Regions from separate parts of the Mus musculus genome. Here region 1 is linked to region 2. The links are chromatin loops, found by intact Hi-C in ENCODE. Cell type or tissue: left cerebral cortex. All regions are shown on one strand. Each heading gives the region's core, and the rest is flanking DNA. Links, peaks and the distances in the headings are about the cores only.

The links. Hi-C counts contacts between places; a loop is a spot of excess contacts. Peaks named below come from ENCODE experiments on the same cell type or tissue, not always from the same donor. Only the 100,000 strongest peaks of a DNase experiment are listed, where the experiment ranks them.
Region 1: a loop joins it to region 2, with 2.1 times the contacts of the local background. A loop is called at or near these places in 1 of 42 quality-filtered maps.

Annotation. Positions count from the first base shown.
Region 1 is chr1:54,497,163-54,501,428 of GRCm38, forward strand. Pgap1 (post-GPI attachment to proteins 1) reads right to left here. Exons shown (of 27, transcript NM_001163314.2): 20 at 372-465. Among named protein-coding and RNA genes, the nearest start is that of Gm51623, 20 kb to the right of the region's middle. In left cerebral cortex, for the core only: no CTCF peak of the experiment used is centred there; a DNase peak (open chromatin) is centred at 2,044.
Region 2 is chr1:54,423,937-54,426,436 of GRCm38, forward strand. It overlaps Gtf3c3 (general transcription factor IIIC, polypeptide 3), which reads right to left. Exons shown (of 18, transcript NM_001033194.3): 7 at 73-220. Among named protein-coding and RNA genes, the nearest start is that of Gtf3c3, 14 kb to the right of the region's middle. In left cerebral cortex, for the core only: no CTCF peak of the experiment used is centred there; no DNase peak of the experiment used is centred there.

The DNA of each region.
Region 1 (4,266 bases), core at 789-3,288, 74 kb after region 2:
ACCTCCTTTCCTATCTCCCTTGCTTTCTCCTTTTCCTCATCCTTATGGGTTATTTTTAATGTATATAGTAACTTTTGTTCCTTTTATAGACCAAAGTACTGAAGGAACTGAAAAGAGACAGAGAAGACTGGCCACAAAATCACACGCTATTCTGGCATTTCCAAGGTGGTAGTTAATTCTAAGAACTTCCTTATTATGCCTTTTAATTCATCATAGCTTCAATAAATATGACCACACCGGGCACTAGCTTTGCTCTCTAGTACTGACAAAACAAAACCAAACAAAATCAGCAAGGGAAAATGACATGAAACTAATTGTCTCTACTGTAAGATTTAAAACAGCGTTAACTTTTAAGGCATGAGCATTTTTACCTGTTGAGAGGAGTGAGTATAACTGTCCTCCATACGCAAGAAGGATGCTAGATACAACGTAGGCAGGAAGGGCTCCACCATGAAACCTAACTACCTAGAAGATAGGCAAATCAGACATCAACTGTGGAATATCCGTGCTGATGAAACAAGCGTATTTTCACACAAAATAAAAAGGGTTATTTTTCACTTTGCATTTTTCTTGACATGGCTGCACACACATTTCTAGTAAGGAACATCACAACCCTGAGTAATATTTATTATTGATGTAGAGCATCATAGAAAAATCTGAGTTTTTCACCAAGGCATAACTGAGCGCCCATGCTATAAGGTATTTTCAAAGCATCCTTATTGAGCACCCAGTGTTCACTCATGATGCCCGGCATCTTATATGCATTATCTCATTGTGCTCTTAGCAAAAACAACACCTTGAATAGGGTTTCATCCCTATTTTAAGGACAGAAGAATTCAGGTATGGAGAGTCCATATGTTGTAGTAGTATAAATGTTCATGGTTAGCTTACCTCATCTCTGTGCTGATTAATAAAATGGGGACAGTGCTAATGCTTATAGGTGGGTATAAGATAAAGCACATCACTGCTTAAAGCAGCTGGAATGATAACTCTCACTAGACAAGCCATCACAAATCCTTCGCTGTAATTATTAACCTTCACTAAATTGGAAATCCTGTGAAACCTGAACTTAAACTCAGCCTAAGCTCACGGCCCTGCGTGCCAGTGCTTCAGGATGGCATAATCTGTATAAAGCACACTGTATTCAAAGTGATGCTAAGTCAACTGTTCCATTGGCATGCAGTAATTAAATAAAAGCATAGGTTCAATCATGATATTCCGATATATACATTAAGTATGTCTCTCAATATTAGCATTAGATTACTTTAAAGTTTTTCTCCATTCTATGGAGTCTGCTTAAAACATAAACTGTCTAATACCTGGATAGAGCATATGGCAGTTGAAGCCTAACACAAAACAGTGTGTAAAACTTCCAAAAGCCCAGCATCCCCCTCATTTTCCTAGTAAAGCAAGCTGAGAGTTTGCTGTTTGAGAAGCGTATTAGAAGCATCAGCTCATCTCTCCAAGTCCTCTGAGGGAGTTCTCACCCCCAACTGAGCAGACAATGAGGGAGTTCTCACCCCCATGCTGAGCAGACAATGAGATTTAGGAGCAGAGACTGCTTGCTTGAGTACTAGGAGAATGTAAAGAACCCTCTAGTTACACAGAATGGAAGGAATGCTTGCATGCAGCTACTTAGGGGGCTGAGGCAGGAGAGTCACTTGAACCTCACACTGTAGACTACAGCAGTGAAGTTGAGCAGCCTGGTGCGTTCAGGGCTATGTGTGGCTTTAGCTCTCACTGAGCTGTATGTCCTTGTACAAGGCATCCTCTTTCTCTCTATACCTCAATCAGGAGAACAATGGACAGCATTTCACTAAGTGCACTGGCATCACGCTCCCACTTGAAATGGTAACTGACACACAGCAAGCAATTGAGAGTGGTCGCCGCTATCAGTCATGAACATCCTTAACTGTTCCAGAACCCTGGATATGGTCCTACAGTGTATTCCAAACACGAGATTTCTTGTAACGAGAAAGGGCCATTGTTAGAAGTGTGTTATACCAGGCCGTGACTACAGCTGGTCCATAAGGTGCTAAATTAGCAATCGGAAACCGGGCTTCTGTCAGTTAAGTGTAGGCGTGCTACATTTGGCTCAGTACATGGCATAGTATTTGCTAACAATCTGAGTAGATGTCAACAGTGAAAAACTGAAATCTTTAAATCCAGATTTCAGTTTCCCTTAAACCGTAAAGATTAGGCAACACTATGGCATTCTCTCAAGACAATGACCACAGTTTACTGTTTATCCTCTTTTAGGGGAATAATCTAAAGAAGAGTTCATCTTTTCTTTTTCAGAAAAAATAATTTAATGAAAAAATAATCTATTCAAAGGCTGAAAAATCAAATAGCTACACTTATCTTCCCCAATTATTTTCTTTCATTGTAGCAGAACTGTGTGTATGTATACAAAACTAGGGGCATTGGTAGGCATGAGGCCATAAAGGAAGAGGGACAGAACACAGGTAAAGAGGAAAGTAGAAAGAATTCTAGGGTGGGAAAGTTTAAGTAGGGACTGGGGTAGGGGGATCTGATGGAAGAGAGGGTGGGGGGATTAACCAGAATGAAACAGACAAATAGAACTTACTATCATGTAAACCCAATTAACATATACACATACCCACACACACACATACACATGCACACGTTTATGTGCACATACCCACACATATGCACTTGCACACACATATGCAAGTATACATGTGCACATGCATACACAAATATACTGAAAGGAGACACATTGCATAGACAGACAATGCTGCTTCTAGAAGGACTGTGTCACTAAACAAAGTGCCCAGTGCTGGGTATGGGATGTGTATCTCCATAGGAGCTGCTGTAAGGGAGGTCCCAGAGGACCCCCAAATAAAAGTCTCATATCAGTTCTCTTAGTTGCCCACTAGAACCAGAGAATAAATCCTATTGCTGAAGATACATCTTGCTTGTAAGACACTAAGATGGCAGGCTGGAACTGAGCAGGAAACTTCTCTCAGCTGGCTGACTTTCCAGTACCAGGTGTGATGCTAGTGGTCCAAAGAAAAAGCACCAACAGTCTTTTCAAGCTGTAAAGTCTACTAACTCCAATTCAGTCCACCTGGCAAGATGTGCCCATCTCAGCAACAGAAGGAGGTTGTTGGCTCAGCCATTTGCCCTCTGACTGGATTGGAGACTCACTTTCCAGAAGGGAATTAACCTATGCCTGGTACTGCAAAAGCAATAGACAATCCATGCCTGGGAAGGCCAGAGGCCCGAAGGGAGAACTTTCTACTGTTGAATGAAATTGACATAGTATCAAACTGCCTAGTAAATCTCTAGTTTTATACCAAAGGCAGAAGCCATTTCTAGCTTTAGTCAGAAAGTCTCTCTTTGTTGGGGGCCATTAAGATAACAAAATTGTCCTGATCTCTGAATTGGGCCTCCCCCCCCCCCAGAAGAAAAGAGGGTTAAAAGTGGGCCACCAACGCACCGCTCCGAGAACAACCACAGATTGTTCCAGCCCTAAGTCAGCGCTGGATGTCCTGACCTCAAGATGTACCCTGATACCGCCAAGTTCCTGCTTCCTCGTGTAACTGCCTAAAAAATGTGCAATTCTATTGCCCCACCCCTCCCACTGATAAGTACCTGTACTTCCCCTTTTGCTTGTGCAATTCTACAGCCCCATCCTTGCTGCTGAAAGGCACTTCCCCTTTTGCTTGTGCATTTAAACCTTGGGCCTGGCTAATACATTGGGGCCTTGATGCAACTCAGAACGTTTCCGTGTCATTATTCGCACAAGGTTCTCGTCTCTCTCTACCCCCCAATTTGGTTCTTAGGAGAAGGTCCCCTAGAGACCCTCGAATAACTGGACCTGCTGGATGGGTCATCTCTTTGCAGTGAATAGTGGTGAAGACAGAGATTTATAATGCCTAAGATACTAAAATACAGTTGAGGATCCAGTCTTAAATAAACCATTTATGTCACCCCTTAAAGGGCTCAGGGAACATTATAGAAGTGGGAGGAGAAAGAATGTAGAGCTGGAAGGCAGGGTGAAGTTGGGGGTGAAATGCCATCCTCCAGACATCACCCAACAATTGCAATCATGAACCCCCGGCCGTGGTTACTGCACCAGGACTGTATAAGACTGGCCCTGTCAGTCATTGCGGTGGAAGAGATATTGGGGTTCTACTTCTTACTGTTGAAATATTTGCTACTTAGACATTCTGGGAGAGGAGGAGATATTGTCTTGAATTGTATACCTAGGAGAAACTCCAACAGGTTCCAATAGATAGC
Region 2 (2,500 bases), core at 1-2,500:
GCTAATTTCTAAGCATTTCTGGAAGACAAGCACAGGTTTATATCTAAGACAACCACACACGAACATTCCTACCTCCAAAGCTTTGTCATACTGCTTGTTGGAAATATATAATTCAGCTGCTATGTTAACATCTTCCATGGAGACTAAGCCTTGATGTTTTGAGAAAGCTTCTTCAATTATGTTTATAGCTGAAGCGCTGTCATTGGCTTCATAGTAACTCCTAAGAAGGGAGTGGAAGGTGAGTGCACAGCTAATGCTGATATAAAACTCACTGTCTTGCTTAGCCCTCTAACAATTCTAAATTCTCTGAATTCTAAAACATAGACCATACTATACTTATAATTTTCAAGCTTGTTTGTGATAGGCTGGCACCAGGTGCTATCAAGAGAAAGGGTTGATGCCAGCAGAGAAGGTTCCTACAGTAAATATGGCAACAGTAACACTGTCACTTCACCTGAGTCCATTCCAAGTTTAGTACTACTAATCCTTAAGTTCAGAAATATACACTCACAATTAGGAATAAGACTTACCTTATTTTGTTGAAAGGGTATTTGAGGAAAAGAAGTTAGCCCCAAGAACAGAACTGCATTCTTTCAGCAGGCTGTGTAGTGTTCAGTCAACACCAGAAAGTAAATTAGCATACATGCACATCCTCCATCAACTAACTCTAACCCCTGACCCTACCTCTCCAGTAAACAGAAGTGGAAGGTCTTCATGACGACCTGATCCATCTCCCTGCTCACTTCATCATCTCTAGGACTAGTCCTCAGTGTTGCTAAAAGAAAAAAACTAAGAACTATGAATGGTCACTGGTTACAGATGCTGAGTTCTCCTCCTTTGCAGCAGGAAAGATGTACACTGGTGCAGACTGTTACACTGACTGGATGGTGCCTGGCATGTGACAGGCTAGGCTTCCACATTTATCAAAGTTTAAAAAGGCTTGGAAACCAGATAGTTTCTCAGTATTCACAGTAACCTTTATGAACAAGGAAACCACTTAACCAACTGTTATGAATGGCTTAGGTCCCAAGCCCTCCCTGCATACATATACCTTCTGTGTTCAACTGGACACATGTGTCCCTAAGGACATTTTAGAGAAAGTCCCCGATTTCCCATCTTAGCCTTATGTGTAATTGAATGTCCATATGATTAAAATCAGATACATTATGAGAAGGGATTATGCATTATGCACAGTAAGAAAGCAAACACATGACTTAATCTACCAGTCAAAATAGAGAGCTGCCCATACTATGGCCTTTAGCAACCAAACTCCTTCCCTTGACTCCCAAAAGGAATTAACAGGGGCACTTGAATACTTTCTCGCCTGTGTGGCCTGCAGCTTCTTTCTGATCTGTATTATTATTATTCATTGTTATTATTACTTTTTCACTTTTGAATAAAGTTTCCTTGCTACTATGTAGAACATTATTTTGAATTCTTTAGATTAGGGACTAAGCAGCAAGAAGCATCTGGCCTGGTCCATGATTGCTACCATTACCACTTGGCCGAGAAAGATCTCCAGGTAGCTAATCCTCATCACCAACTCTCAGCTTCTGGGCCATGGGACTGGTGTCTGCATTGCTTCACAGAGACAACTACCCTGCCTCACTCAAGTGCTTTCTTCAGGAAGTCTAGAATATCGTGCTCTTCATTTTGTCCCTGCACTGGACATTTCCATCTCCTGGTTCTCTCCTCTCTTTTGCCTGGTGTTTAAATGCTGGGGTACCTTGGGAGTCAGCCCTTCCTTAGAGCTTCTTTCACCATCCTCTCTTCCTTTCTTCCCGATTAGCTGAGCACATACACAAGCCTGGGCACACACGTGTGTACACACACATAGTCCTCACATCAGTACATCAATCTTTAGATGAACTTTAAGTTACAGAGAATAGATTACTTTTTACTAGCTATTTTTTCCCTGATCAAGCTATGATTTTTCCCTCCCAACTATCATTTCAGTAATTTTCAAACTAGACTTCCTGTTTCTGCCATTTTCACTCTTCAATTTTTGCTCAAAAGAACAACTAAAATTGAGGCACCTAAATTTTAAGTTAAATCATGTCACTTTTCTACTCAAAGCCTTCAGTGGCTTCCAAACTATTCAGAGTAAAAGCCAAAGTTCTTGCCACACACCACAAAGGCCATCACTATGCTCCTCTGAAAGCTCTCTGCTGTGTTGTCCTGAATGCTTCCATCTTGTTCCCTGAACATACTTGGTTCCTCTTTCCTAAGTATCAGCTCCCTTCAGACAGGACCACCAGGAGACAAGGAATTGGGCCCTTCACTAAACTTGGTTTTAAAATAACATACTCCATACATTGTGCATCTATCTCTTTTCCCTGTTTAATTTGTCTCCATCACTTATCAATGTGATCTATAAAATATCTGGCTGTCACTTGCTTGCTACCTATCCCCTTCACAGGACTACAACCTCCATAAGGGCAGAAAACTTTATCAAAGTTTAAAAAGGCTTGGAAACCAGATTGTTTCTCAGTATTCACAG